Regions from separate parts of the Homo sapiens genome. Here region 2 is linked to region 1. The links are chromatin loops, found by intact Hi-C in ENCODE. Cell type or tissue: gastrocnemius medialis. All regions are shown on one strand. Each heading gives the region's core, and the rest is flanking DNA. Links, peaks and the distances in the headings are about the cores only.

What was found. A loop is a pair of places that touch in the nucleus more often than their neighbours do. Peaks named below come from ENCODE experiments on the same cell type or tissue, not always from the same donor. Only the 100,000 strongest peaks of a DNase experiment are listed, where the experiment ranks them.
Region 2: it touches region 1 in a loop (5-fold over the local background); 1 of 110 quality-filtered maps calls a loop at or near these places.

The regions. Positions count from the first base shown.
Region 1 is chr7:82,406,919-82,414,846 of GRCh38, reverse strand. All of the region lies in intron 1 of CACNA2D1 (calcium voltage-gated channel auxiliary subunit alpha2delta 1), which reads left to right. Among named protein-coding and RNA genes, the nearest start is that of CACNA2D1, 33 kb to the left of the region's middle. RefSeq lists an enhancer at 3,055-4,542. In gastrocnemius medialis, for the core only: no CTCF peak of the experiment used is centred there; a DNase peak (open chromatin) is centred at 4,216; H3K4me3 peaks cover 991 bases; H3K27ac peaks cover 4,000 bases.
Region 2 is chr7:82,201,350-82,209,277 of GRCh38, reverse strand. The region is part of intron 3 of CACNA2D1 (calcium voltage-gated channel auxiliary subunit alpha2delta 1); the gene reads left to right. Among named protein-coding and RNA genes, the nearest start is that of CACNA2D1-AS1, 200 kb to the right of the region's middle. In gastrocnemius medialis, for the core only: no CTCF peak of the experiment used is centred there; a DNase peak (open chromatin) is centred at 4,337; H3K27ac peaks cover 2,953 bases.

The sequences.
Region 1 (7,928 bases), core at 2,105-6,104:
GTGCACTAAACAGTCAATTTTACGGAGGTGTCCACTTCTAGGGTGTATGGACATGTAGAATCAAAGTCCAGGCTCACTTTGAGCTGTTAGTGCTGGCTGTTGAGTGTTAAGTTCAACTTCTTGAAGAAGATATTTTTACAATAAACATTCTGGACACATACACCTCCTTCGAATGGATCAGAATCACTTGTAGCCTGAATCAATGTGGTGTGCCTTCTCTTTCAGGACTTGACACTATGTTTACCCTGGCCTCCCTGGATGGAATGCTCTATACATGCTTTTAATACTCACTGCTGCTCTTGCTTCCCACAAATTAGTATGCAATAGATTATTGTCCATAGTTAGGTTTAGTAGGTCTTCCCACTATTTATTTCTTTCGCCACGTTTGTTTCATGTTTCCTTAACCACTTCTGTAATATGTGTGTGGGGTCAGATGTGATTGTGGCATTTCATACTAGCCAGGGGTCCTTGGGTACAGCAATAAACATCTCTGAGTCTCTATTCCTCATCAGTAAAATGCATTCAAATTCACTCTCTTCTCTAGCACCATGTGTTGTTGTGACTTTCAAATGAGGCAATGTATATGTGAATACTTTGAAGACTGTAGAGCACAATGTTTACATGTGATATCAGGCTATTCATCTTTTTCAGTAAGCCATCATCTTGGAATTTATACCATTAATCTTGCCTTTAGGTTGGTGAATGGGCTGCTTGAGGACTGCTTTTTCTGAGCTCATCTTGTAATTGAAATGAAGTTTGGACATCATTAGAAGTGATGAAGTGCAGACACCAGTAATTGCATGCTATGATTTTGCTACATAAATAGCCTCCAGGTTTATTTGTTGACCAACTAAATAAAATTTTGACTGTATTATTATTACATCTCAGATTATTATTCTAGTACTTCATTAGTTAAACTTTTATTCAGGATAGTATATCATTAATAAAATAATTCATGGTATATTTTCATTTTATATATATATTACATTCTGTATTAGTGAGTATATATGTGTGTATATATTAATCAAATAATTTAATAAGCATTTCCCATCATAGTTCAAGCAGTATTTAGTCTCTGAAGAAACAAAGCCAATAGAACAAGATTGTTTCTTAGATCACTTATAGGCTCATTTTAACAATAATTAACACATTAAGTATTTACATCTACCACCTTAAAAGCTTTATATTTTTCCTAAATTACTTTGTCTTTACAAAGGATTTGACTGCAATTAAGACTCATTGTTTATAATGGAGCTGTTTGGGAAAGAATGGTAATATCTCAACAAATGTTTTTCTGCCAAGTATGAATAATAGAACAAGTCCATTTATTTTCCTAAGGAATGATGGGGCTTGAGAGCCAAACCCAATGTCAGCCATTGTCCTGGGGCTCCCCAGGGAGATGTGGGTCATGAGAGTGAAGCTCTGCAGCCAGGCAGAGGTGGGAAGACTCTGAAGAGGCACTTCACAGCCCTGGCCTGAAAATGCAGACACAACAATTCTTTGGCAGAGAAACCAGGGCATGAGTAGAAATAAACTTGCTGATAACCCATTTTCCTTGGGTAAATGTTAAATATTAGAGATGAAAAATTAATAAATTAATATGAAGTTTCTTTTGCACAGATATAAAAATTGTTCCTCAGACAAAATATAAAAGATTAAAAGCGATTGACTAAGAAATGTTCAATTACGAACTACTTGGAGATGTTATATGAGAAATACTGAGGTAGTCTTATCAAAATCTGTTCGACATGAAAACATAGAAATAATATATAGATATGGGACTAATTCAAATAATAGTACTTCTCTAATTTTTAAGATTAAATTATTACAGTTAAGAGAATTTAGCAAACTAAATACTTTTAACAAACTGTTAATGCTTATTTGAATGGCTTATAAACACTTTAGAGCTTTCTCCTTTTGTCATTTGAGAAAAATAACGGGAAATGTTTCTGTTATTAATTCTGAATTAATTCTGAATTTAACAAAATGTTTTGATAATTTCAAGGGAGATGTATAATGTTCACTCTAAATAGACTTTTTGAATATCAAGTACTTTTTAACATAGATTTCTGCATAATTTTCACCACTTAGACCAAGAATTGATGATTTTCTGATCAGATCGTGATATTTTCTGATTAGAAAATCATCAATTCTTGGTATATCTTTCAGAAATAAACTGAGCAGTTACCAAGAGACTAACAAATGATTTCCACATTCTTTGAGAACCAAATCAGAGGAAATGGTTTAAATAGTTACAAGCACTAGGCCGGGCACAGTGGCTCACGCCTGTAATCCCAGAACTTTGGGAGGCTGAGGCGGGCAGATTACTTGAGGTCAGGAGTTCGAGACCAGCCTGACCAGCATGCTGAAACCGCATCTCTACTAAACATACAAAAAATTAGATGGGCTAGTGGCCCGTGCCTGTAATCTCAGCTACTCGGGAGTCTGAAGGAGGAGAATCGCTTGAACCCTGGAGGCAAAGGTTGCAGTGAGCTGAGGTTGTGTCTTTGCACTCCAGCCTGGGTGACAAAGCAAGGCTGTGTCTCAAAAAAAAAAAAAAAAAAAAGTTACAAGCACTGATAGCTTTGAACACAGTTACAAATATGTAAGTGAAGCCCTGAACAGTTTTTGGAAGACTGATCAAAGTGTCTAGATACAAATACATGTGAGATATGGCCTGTTTTTTGTGTTTTTAATGCACAGATAACATTGTATATATTTATTATGTACCTGATGTTTTGAAGTATATATACAGGCCTGGTGTCTTGATCAAAGTTTATATTTAAAAATGACTTGTCATGTGTTTGGTGACACCTATGTGGATGGCAGCTCAGCAGCACCATTTGAGATTTAGGTAAAGTGGTAATGATTAACTATGAAAGAGGGTTTTTTGGGGATTTGCAAATCCAGATAATGGGGAGTGTGTGTGTGTGTGTGTGTGTGTGTGTGTGAGATTTAGTTTTCGTTTGGCTTGAGGTAAGGAGTTTAACATCCTGAGGTACTCTGAATTGCTGTGAATTTTTTTTTTACTTCTCAGCAAATTTAGACATGTCCTGTGCATGCCTATTGCGAGAAATGCCTTAAAATGCAGAAGTGTCTCCAGTGAAGACTGCTACTCAGGAAAAATTCCCCAAGATATTTTCTACTTCTAGTTCTTCTGCTCCATATACCAGAAAGAATGGGAAGAGGCAAGGTGTCCGCATACCTGTATGGAGAATAGGCTTTGAGGTTTTAGATTCTTGGATGTACATATAGGTGCTTATTTTAAAATGTCAGCAATATATTTTAAATAATATTACTTCTTTATCTTTTGAATCATCAGCTGTTTATTTGGTTAACAATTTGTTGTTAGCAATAATAATAATTGGTGTCATCTATTGAGTACTAGATACCAAGCAGTATGGTAGTGTTTTGCTTATATTATTTAATTCTGGTCTCAATTCTATAAAACAGGGAAATATGTTATTTTCGTTTTTATAAATGAAGACACTGAAGTATTGAGCAGTTAATAAATCACCTGTTCTGGACTATATAGACAGTAATAGTGGGGCAGGGCTATAACTCAGGTCTATCTGATTTCAAACTTTCTCTCAACCACTACATTGCATTCCCCTCTCACGCAGAGCTGCTCAGGCACCAGATTATTTAAAATAACATTTATAATAAATATGGCCTTACTTGGAGGGCCATTAAAAGATGTTGCTAACAAGTTCATACTTTCACTTTCTCTAGGCTAGTGATTGTTACCTGGAAGACACTCTCTAGATAAAGGAATGGCTTTTAAAACTCTTGCTTCTCTCAAAGAATATATAAAGTATTAAAGGAATAAACATTTTGTTTTCCAGAATAATACATGTGAAAAAATATCTTCAAAGTGAAATAGGCAAATGAATATCAAAGAAGCTTATTTTAGAATGTAATCCTATGAGAGAGAGGGCAGTCTCGAAAGATTAAAAAAGATTCCTTTTATGATTATGAATTTGAAACAGCTGGAATGAATGCAGTCATGAGGATCATTTCTGAAAGTGAGGGATATAGAAAGTTAAAAGACTCATCGCTTGGTACTGAGATCACCTGCTTCGTAACAGACAGAAATAGAAGAGTACAAGTGTTAAGAATTCATTCTGCCTTCCCCGTGCTTTTGTCGCTTTATTTTTAGAGCTCTGCTAGCAGCAGTTGGGAGCAGGATTTGCCCTTACGCGCCTGCTCAGTCAGACTCGCCTTCTCTCTTGCAGTCTGCCTCCCTTGACAGGTGTGAGGGACTTCCTAAGTGTCGCAAGCCAGCCACCTGGCATCAGCCACCCCTGATGTAGCGTGCACCTTCAGACCACTGAGCTCATGAAAGAGGTAATTTTTCTACTGCCTGTTAACATGCGTTAGTTTTTTCTTAAGGCTAAGCCAATCAGAATGAAAGATGTTGGATAGATAGCAGTACAGAAGTGATAAACAATATTTAATAAAAATGGATTAGGTAAACCGCTATGATGGATTGATTCATAAGGAAAGGATGAAAAGGTATATTTTAGGGCCTCCCCTACACAACCTAAGCAGATATTGTAAAAGTCTCAAATCACACAAACATACCTTTTCTTGTAATAAAGTAGAGCATCTTTTTTTCTACTAAAATTCTGCATGTGTGTTTATGTTTCTGAAGAAACTAGAGGAACTATTACTTAGAGGTTTATCTAAAGCATGCTACTCAGGAGAAAAGTAAGTGTAATAGTTTAAGATGCACGGTTTCAAATACATGCACCAAATAATGACATTTTATTCAATGATGGGCCCCATATATGGCAGTGGTCCCATGAGATTATAATACTTTATTTTTCTGTAGCTTTCTATGTTGACATATGTTTAAATATACAGACACTTATCATTATGTTACAGTTGCCTACAGTATTCAGTACCGTAGCGTGTTGTTTGTAGCCTAGGAGCAGTAGGCTATACCATACAACTTAGATGTGTAGTAGGCTATGCTATCTAGGTTTGTATAAGTACACTCTATGATATTTGCACAATGACAAAATCGCCTAACAATGCATATCTCAGAATGTATCCCTATCATTAAGTGTTGCATGACTGTATTTAAAACCCAGAAAACGATAGTGTGCGAAAGAGACCTTAGGCAATGATTTTCTCAGGAACTCTCAGCAATCACATTGTACATTGGAATTACGAGAGGTACAGTGGCTTTATACCACAGATACACATTTGAATCGCCTGGGGAATTTAAAAAAGTTACCAGCGCCTTGGCCCTACCCTAGAGATGAGGATAATTGGCCTGGCATTGGTATTTTTAAGAATTTACCCAGATGATTTTAGTGTGTAGCCAAAGTTGAGAATCACTGAATAGGAGAACCTAACAGTAACTAGTTTCTGCTTTTGCCAATACTTGCATCATGTTGGGTACCACACTTTATTTCTTCATATTTCAGTTTCCTGTATTAAGAGGCTACCAGAAGAAATAGACCTTTAAAAAATTGGGGAACTCTGTAAGGTGCATTCAGAATTATTTACATCCACATATATTTGGCTTGCATGACTTGCAGAAAAAACATTTTAAAATGTACTAACATAATTGAAAAAAAGTCACAAGACTTTCAGTATCTGATAATCTACAAGTAATAGTCACTCAAATGTTGGTTGAATACCTACTATATAGAAGGCACTGGAAAGACTATGGATTTTGGCCTTTTATTTGTTCTCAAGTAATTACAAGCTGGGGAACTTATAGATATAGCCAAAGAAATAATTAATATTTCAAAGCTGTGTGTGCCTCACAGCTAGGTACAATAGTTCAATAATGAATGCAAAAAAAAAAAGAGTGACAACTCTGGGCTCATGAGGTCACAGAGCCTTCACAGAAGCTATGACATTTATGAAGTTAACCGTGTTGTTGGTTTGCCATCCTCCCCATCACGTCTTTTCTCTTAAAGCTTTAGTATCTTTGAAGCTTTGTTGGTAGCTTAAAATTGCCTTAAATTGTCTTCTCTGTGTACATAAAATTTCTTGGGACCATCTGTAATTAGTTGACTACGCTGTGTTTACAACTGCCTGGTACCTGAATACGGTGCTTATGTAAAATGGTAGCTTTCAATTTGACTTACAGAATGGAATAGGATTTAGGCCCAAGTACAATAGGGTGGATTTTCCAGTCCAAGGTTAGAAGGAAGAAAACACTAAACAAAAGTAGAAAGTATACAACTTGATTGAAAAAAGAGAGAAAGTTATCTCAACAGTATCAGAGTACATGTCCAGGATCTGTTCTGTGCCGTATGTGCTAAGTGTATCTTTATTATTATGTTTACAACTTCCCCCAGGTATTAATTACCTTTATTTAGTAAAAAGAGAGGTTCAAAGAGTTTCATATATTCAGATGTCATACAAAGTATCATACATTAGTAAGTCAGGTTTCGTGTACTGTCCCAGCAGCCATTCTGGTCTCAAAAGCATTGTTCTTCTCACTCTGCTGTGCTGCCTTGTGTAAAGGGATATGAGAGGAGATAAAAAGAAAGTAAAAGGAAAGGCCAGGCACTGAGTCACATACCTGTAATCCCAGCAGTTTGGGAGGCCGAGATGGCAGACCACTTGAGGTCAGGAGTTCGAGACCAACCTGGCGAATATGGTGAAACCCCGCCTCTACTAAAAATAAAAAAAAATTAGCTGGGCATGGTGGTGGGTGCCTGTAATCCCAGCTACTCAGAAGGCTGAGGCACAAGAATTGCTTGAACCTGGGAGGCGGAGGTTGCAGTGAGCCAAGATCATGCCACTGCACTCCAGCCTGGGCAACAAAGTGAGACTCAGTCTCAAAAAAAAAAAAAAAAGAAAGTACAAGCCGGGTTGTGTAGTCCTTTTAATGCAAAGAATATATTTTATTCTGATGGAAGTTGGGAGCCATTGAAGATTATTGAAGGAGGAATATCTTCTAGGTATTTTAGAAGATAATCTATCAGGGATAGATGGGCTATATCTATTAGGCATAGAATCCCTAATCTATCAGGGATAGATGGGCTATATCAGTTCAATAGAAATGATTATTTGTTCAAAAATGATTTATTGAACAAATACTATGTTCTACAGTGTCTAGTCCCCAGGAATAGAGTTGCATTAATTAACACTTATCCAGAGAACTCTTATTTAATACACTATAGTATGTAAAGTGCAGATGCTGTGTCTTATTTATCTTTCTCCCACCTAAATTGTCTAAAAATAATAATTTTTGCAATTTTCCAACTGTATGTCAATGCTGTTGTTACTAATAAATTGTATTTGGAAATCTTCATGAATTTATAATAGCATAAATTGGTATCATTGTTAAAAGGAATCTTCATTCAAAAATTTTAGCAAGCATTGCTCTTACTAGACATTTTTGTGACCAATGTGCAGACCATCAAGAAAAAAATCAATTAATAAATAACAGTAGTAGTCTTTCAATATTTGAGAGATAGAGGATTACATTTTATAGAAGTAAAGAAATATTATGAGTCATTTGGTGTACTCATATCTTACTTTGCTTATTTAGTGATATGAGAAGCTCTAACCCAAGGAAAGATATTCAAATATGGTTGTCAAATTCATTTTCTACTTCCTCTTTGGATTTCAAATGCATTTTCATAGTCTAGCAAAGTGAGCTCACACACCTTATATGTGTGCTCTCTGGTAAGCAGATGTCACAGAATTCACTTGAGCAGAGTTGAAGACACCTGTCAGGCAGTTGTTAATTTGAGCCGTGCTGCAACTCTTTGTCTATATCAATCACATTCTTTGGTGGGACAGAAAACTGTCATTAACAGATCTGCCAGTAAGGCCTCTTTATCATATTTATAGAGGGGTAGTAAGTAGGGTAATTAATTGTTATGATAGTGTTTATATATGTGGACCTATCATATGAAATTACTAAAACATACATTGATTCATTATAGTTATTG
Region 2 (7,928 bases), core at 2,650-6,649, 210 kb after region 1:
TTTCACAGAATGAATAAGTAGAAGTGAAGAGTTTGCTACTGCACTGAGACTCCATGAATGGTCTCCATTTCCCAGTTTAATTTCCCCCAGACATATTTGGTTGAAATGTACTCTGCAGGTTTTATTTTAAAAAGCTCTCTGTGTGTATGTTTGCATGAGACGCTGTGAGTGTAGATGTGTGTGAATTGGAATGTGTATGAATCTGGAATTGCTTCATTGATGTAAAATATGGGAAATTATATTTGTAAGGCAATCACTGGAAATCATTTTTATATATAAGCTGAGCTTTTCTTTTTAAAATCAATTAACTTCAATTGACAAATAAAAATTGTATATATCTGTTATGTACCTATTATTTAGAAATATGTAAACATTGTAGAATGGCTAAATCAAGCTAGTTAAGATATGTATTACCTCACATATCATTCATTTATGGTGAGAACACAAAATGTACTCTCTTAGCAGTTTTCAAAAATACAGTACATTGTTAACTATAGTCACCATGTTGTACAATGCAACTCTTGAACTTATTCCTCCATACTAAAACGTTGTGTACTGGGGCTTTTCTTGGATAAATATAAACTGATAAAATTTGATAATGATAATGAATGCTTATAAATCTGATAAAGTAAAGATATTTCTAAAACCATTTTCAGTACTTTTTAACAAGAGTTACAGAAGCAAATTTAAGGGGAATTATATGAATAGTAGATTTAGAATATGAATAATGTCACTCATCTTAAGTGATTTATTTTTGTTTAAAAACACATTGGGAAGTTACCTGTGTAGTTGTTAATCTAATTATAATTTTATATTTGATTTCAGGCTATTTGAATATAGCCTCTGTGATGCAGAAATAGCAACAAACATATTTGGTAAATTGAACAATCAGCCTGAATATTTTTTAATGTAAATTCTATAGCTTTCTGACAAACTATTAATGATATCAAGTCGTTAATGCTATGAAATAAGAGTTCCTGTAGAAAATAGAACCTAAGTACTATCGTTAATGTATATTATTTACATACATATATTTATACATACACTTATATAATGCATATTTATTAAACATTTAAAAGGTAAAAAACAATTTTAAGGATCAAATCTAAATTTGAGTCATTTTCAGTAATTCTTGCAATATCATGCATTGCACTGTGAATTCTGTCACTATATTATAGAAGCACCATTCTTTGTATAAAGTGACAGCCACCTTTTCTCACCCTTAAGGTATATGGCACAAGTTCACAGCAAGTCAGAATGTGATATGTTGCTATTTGCCATTAAAAGTTAGACAGCTTTATAAGCCTCTTAGGAGAGCAAGCAATGATCTTTCAACTTCAGTAATGAAGAAATGGGAGGGTTTTGTATACCCTCTATAGCAATATACTGTGCATGTTTTTCAATATATATGTGTTTAGAAATATTGAAAACAAATCTATGGAATGGGAAAATCTGTAATTTCCTAAATCTATAGAATTAAATTAAAATGGGCATATTGTTGTTGCTTCCACTTAAACAAGACTGAATTTTTTGGAACAAAACCTAAAGAGGTTATTAAATTCCTACTAAGTACCAGCTTCTTTTTCTTCACCTCTGGAGCTACCAGCAGGTGACTATGTGGCCTCATTAAGGCCGTAGCACAGGGTCAAAGATTAAAATTGCCTCTGTCCTGATAACTGAAAAAACTGCAGCCTCCAAATTAGTATACTTGTGTCCAAATTAAACAGTAATGCATACTTTTTTTTTTTTAACCTCAAATCTTCTCTAATCAAACATGAAAAGTACAGCATAGGATAATTGTTAAATGAAACAAAATGTTATAATTTTTGGATGGCATTTGATACTTTACAAAGCTGTTTTATTGTGAATGTCTCATTTGTCCCATACAATGATTCTGGGAGGTTTGCAAACAATTGCTAAGAAAAAGACATATTACAGAAGCATGAACTGAGGCATAGAGAGGGAATTTTTCTAAGAGCACAGAGCTACTATGGTAGGACCATGTTTACTGAATTCAGCCTGCTCCATTCTGAGACCTGGGAGCGATCATGTGCTCAGCCAGGGGCTGATATAATACCCTCTGACACCTACCAGCTCCCCACCCCAAGTTTTTGAAAATATGTGAGGGTGTTTTGATTGTCACAGTGAAACCTGGTGGCATTTAGTGGGTGGGGCCAGGGATACTCCCATAGAAGAGGACTTGTTCTGCCTAAAAATCTTGTAATGCTCCTGTTGCGAACATTTACAATCACCTGGCCTACCAGGAAAGGGAGTTTTTGCAATTTTATAACTATGTTTAAATTCCATTCAATAAATGTATTCCTTGTTTTTGTTTGTCTTTATAAATGAGTCTAATGTTATATGGTTAAAAAAAGATGTTTATTCTCTAAAGAATATTATATATAGGATGGTTAAAATAATACATAAGTTTCATTATTGTTTTGTTTTTTAGTTGTAACACATACACATATAAACATATCTATATCTCTCACTGTATATCCTGTTAGTTGTTATTCTTCCAAGTTAGTAATGCCACTATTGGAAAAATAGTTTTTATCCTATTTTAAATTTGGGATCCTGCTATTATATTTTACTACCAAAAGCATTGGTTACCTCCTGCCATTTTGAGACCTAGAAAAAAGATAATAAGCCTCAGGCATTGCTGGAAGAAATGGAATAGAAACTGTTCTTGCAATTAAATTTGCATCTTTTATGGCATATTTTTAATATTTTATCTGAGTGCAGCTAATTATTTTGTTTCCTAAGTATCTAATTTGGTTTACTGAATGTTTTAGCAGTGGTAGTATTGCTACCATTTGATGAAGTAGGAAGTAAAATATGCATGGTTGTTACTTGTTAAGAGTTATTACAATTAGTGTATAATAAATGTTTGATTTCATGGTTATTATATACTTAGCTCTTTTACCTTTCTCATTCATGAAAGATAATTTTAAAAACTGGTAAATTTTTAAACAGTCATTCTGTGCAAAAATATAGCCTTTAAACAACAACGACAAATATATATATATATTTATCTACCAACAACTAAGAAGTATGATCTAAGTGCAGTTAATTGATTCACACTGAGCTTGTAAATTTGATTTCAGAAATAATAGTTCAGGATTTAATTCAAGAAATTGAAAAAAGAAACTCAAAACATTTACATTCAAGTCATATTTTGTTAAGTACATATTTTAAAGTCATGATTAATAGAAGAATCATATACTTCAGAAACAAATTGTCCTTTAGAGATTAATGGGAAACCTCCAGATAAAAGCACATTCTTGTGTTTTTTTCTTTAACTTTTAATTAACTAGTTAACAAAACATTTTTAACAAAAAAATTTTTAAGTTATATATCTATCAAAATGAAAAGGATTAGAAAAGGTGTATGTAATAAAAATAATTGGAGCAAATCAGTTTAACTTGGTTCAGTCTTTTTAATGGGAATTATTTCAGAGTGTATCACTGCTCTGTGGTTACCTTTTTAATACTTCAAATGGTCAGCAATTATGCATTACATGAGTTGAATTTATATTTGTGTAATCTTGGAAAACGTAAATAGCAAAATCTACTCTTCAAAATGACTTATACTGTAGAAATAATTGGGGCTACAGTATCTGCATTCTTCTAGGATATTCTAATAACTTAGACTATTTGGATTGTAACCATTTTTGACGGGAAAATATAGCAAATATGTGTGTGTGTGTATTCTAATTTTTTTTTAAAAAGGTAATTTCTTTATTTTATCTGTGTCCTCTGTCAACAATAGAAAGACAACATATGTTGTCCTACTTGTTGAAACTTAAAAGACAGGGAAAGAGTTATCAGTTGGGAATAATACTTAGCTGGAAGGGAGTAAGATTCAGTAGGTACTGCCCCCATTACTACTCTAATAGGAGCAGACTTAATGAGCAAAAGATTCCCCCCAAGCCTTCAAAATATTCATTTCATATGAATATATAAAGAAACACATTGCAAATATATGATTTTAATAATTATGTGTTACATATATAAATCTATATTCTTTAAATCATTATATAAATTTTGGGGCATGTCACACCAAATATCAGATTCCAGCCCAAGCTAAGGACCAAGGGGAGTGGGTGGACAAGTGGCAGGTAGCTGAAAGAACACTCAGGGAATCATAGGGAGTTTTGACATGGCTTTACTCTTTCTCTGGATGCAAGTGAGCCTGGGCATGAACTTGGGTGCAAGCCGACCTGGGCATAAGCTGCATGTACAGTGTCAGCAGGGTAGTTATGCCTTTGACAGACAACAGTGACTCCGATCCAAGCATGAGCTCACTTGGGTGATCACCTAATGCACCTCACGTGGCATGGTTACATAATGAGTGGAGTTGTGCACCAGTGCTCCAAACTCGCTGAGTCATGCTGGACTGGATGTCTGCCTTGGCCTATTCTTGACCACAGCATATCCATTTTCCTTACACTCCACCCCCTAGGCCAAGGCAGACATAGGCCTTGGACACACAGGTCTGACACAGAGGCCTTATACATAGGCTCTGGGCACACAGGCCCTGGACACACAGGTCCAACACATAAGCCTTATGCATAGGCTCTGGGCACATAGGTCCCAGAAACACAGGTTTAACACATAGGCCTTACATTCCACTCCCTAGGCTGAGGGAGTTTTTCTAGTGAGGAGATGTGCCCACAGGGTGGAATCCTGGACCCAGAGTTCACAGCAGTAATACAGGGAACAACAACTCCAGGTTATGGCAGGCAACCACCCCATGGTGACTTTACCCTAATGTTGCTTCATACATTAAGCCAGGTTTTTATTTCCCTACCTTTAAGGGTGTTGGGGCAGGCAGCAACAGGTTACCGTTCATCCGCATACCTGGTTGGAGAAGGTCATCCTTCCTCCCCTAGGTCTTGCCACATGGCCTGGCCGCATATGGGCCTGTGACCAACTAGTTACTTTTGTAACTTCTAGGTAGTTAACCACAAGGCTAAGACTCGATAAGCTCCCCAGCTGTCGGTGCAGGTTATCATAGTTGTCACCTCCTTGGTGATCACCATTCACATTGCTCTAGGTTCAGCCCATTGACTACTTTGTCCACACCTGGTATCAAACCATATGGTGTCAATACTAGGTTGGAGTGCAACAGCAGTCCAGGCAGCAGTAGCACCTTGGCTAAACCCATCTGTGTACTATGCCCCATAGGGAATGGAGGATGCCCTTCCTTAAACGGTGAAGGCTTGAGGTCTAGGGGTGCCTCAGGCCCCATGGCCTTATCTTGCATTAGGACTACAGGTCCCAAGATCTCTTGCAACTCTGCTGCTACGGGACTTGTACTCAGCATACTTGGCTGCTCCAAGTAGGTGCCCCACTTTGCTAAAGTGGATGTCTGTGCGTCCCAGTTTGGGGGGTCATTTTCCATGAATGCATCCATCTGCTATTAGGTAAGTTGTCTGCACGATGACTGTAGCCCATCCGGCCATGCTGTCATGAGCCTGAAGGGCAGCATATGCAGTTACTAACTGCTTCTCTGTCAATGAATAATGGAGCTCAGCTCCTTTCCATAGCTGAGACCAAAAGCCTACTGGTGTTCTCAAGCACTCCATGCGCTGCTATAGACTCCAGCCAAAACCATCTGTGGTCACATGCACGTGCAGCTCAAATAGGTGCCCTGGATCAACTACCCGTAGGGCTTGTGCCTGCTGAATAGCCCGTTTGGCTGCCTGGAAGGTGGTCTCAGCCGCACCATCATAATTCTAGGCAAGGGGAGCTTTGCCACTTCTAAATCTGCAAGACAATCAGAGGTTAGCATAGTATCATTAACAAGACCATGACATATGGTGGGGCTATGCTATAGCCCTGCAGCAACACTGTGAAAGTTCATTGTCGCCCTCCCGTGAAGGCAAGCTATTCCTGGCTCTCGGGAAGAGAAGGCATTGGCCAAGTCCACTACACAGTGGTACTGTCCCAGTACTGTCAAGCGGTCCATCAAGTCCACGATAGATGGCACAGCTACCAAGCTGTGTAAAATATTTACTTCCAGAATGTATCCGTGCTGGTGTCTACCAGCACCAGCACTCTCTGTATGTTGGTGGGGTACAAGTCGATTGTCAGCTCCACACGTGGCCTCTGGTTGTCAGGTATCCCTGCAAGCCGGGCACTTCAGCCAGGTCCCTCATCAAACAGCAAAGGCTTTATACTCCCTGCATGGCTGCAGCACGTAGTCTTTGAGTTGAAGCACCTAGGGGGGACCGGGTTGCACAGCAATGTCCTTCTCCCGCTTGGGCATTTTCTGGAAGTGCTGCTCTGGGGACAACTGTCTCCACAAAGTTAAGAGTACTTCATTGGGCTGCTTATTTATTTTCTCTCTGTCAACCTGGCCAAAATCAAATCTATCCACATCTGTCAGCGTGTCACTCATTAGGGTCCCTTTTCTCCTCTGGGAGGACCTCTGAGGTGGCGCATTTTCCCCGTCTTTACAGCGCGGACCCCTTGGTTCTGCCAACAGCCTCCTCTGTATCAGACCTAATGGGGTCTCCGACTGAGACAACGGACCCAGGCCTGCATTCACAGCAACCTCTAATACCTTTTCCAAGTTCTGTAGCCAGGCCTCCAGGTGCCCACCAGCACCTGGAGTGCCCTTACCTCCGCTGCATCCCTCAGGGGCTGAGTGTGTACTTCTTGTACCGCGGTCAAAAATGCACATCCAACTCTGCCAGCAAAGGCTTATTCCTTCTTGGTGCTCTGTACTTCAGCTGTTTCAGCGCCTTCTCCATCCTCACGGGGGACCCATCTACTGCCGCCCAGGTTTCCACTGGATCCCATCCGAGCAGTAAGCTGCCACCGGCCACCACAACCAATGTTTCAGCTGCATGGCTGACTCAGAATCAGTGGGGACCAAAGGCTCACTCTCCTCAGTATCCTGCTGGCTATACCAAGTGTCAGGTTCCAGCCCAAGCTGAGGACCGAGGGGAGTGGGTGAACGAGTGGTGGGCAGCTGAAAGAACACTTGAGGAATCGTAGGGAATTTCGACATGGCTTTACTCTTTCTCTGGGCGCCAGCAAGTCATGGGTACGCGCCTGGGTGCAAGCCGTATGTACAGCGTCAGCAGGGTAGTTATACCTTGTACATACAATAGTGGCTCCAAGCCAAGTACGAACTCACATGGGTGATCACCTAATGCACCTCACCTGGCTTGGTTATATAATGAGTGGAATTGTGTGCCCGCACTCCAAACTTGCTGTGTCTTGCTGGATCAGATGTCTGCCTCAGCCTGTTCTTGACCGTGGCCCATCCGTTTTCCTTACAGGACAGTATCATTGTCTTAGTCCAGGCCTCCTAGAAGCAGAGCCTGAAATTGAATTTCTTGTTTGTTCAGAGGGTACTCAGGAAGAACAGGTAAGGGAATGTGGGAAGCCAGAGAAAGAGCTAAGCAAGAACAAGCTTTCAGCCAGAACACTCCTTTCAGCCTGATCCCATGAGGAATGGTTAGCATGAACTGCACTACAAAATCAGTCTCACATCAGTGATGGTTAGGGGTTAGCCTTTTGTATTCCTGCTAGAATCCATCATTGGCTGTAGGCCCCAGGGAGAAGAGGTGGGGACTAGCGAAGGGTAGCAAAACCTCTGAGGAGCCTCTGTTCAGCTGAGGGTCATTCTTTAGAGAAGGGGCAGCTGTAAACTGTTTGCAGCTAACACTGCACCTGGGGGAAGAGTGCACCTGGGCATGTAAAGGGGACCTGAATAATCAACATTGTGCAGTCACCAACATTGTCCAACACTTAGTGTCGTTTTTGATAATCCAGTGTATTTGCTAAGTGGTCTTTGTGAGCCCATGATGCTGGCCAAATTATCCAGACACCTAATGTATTGTTTGAAGTATTTTTGTAAGTGATACTAGGTACACATTCTAAAGTGATTAAAAAAATGTGACTAGATGCATG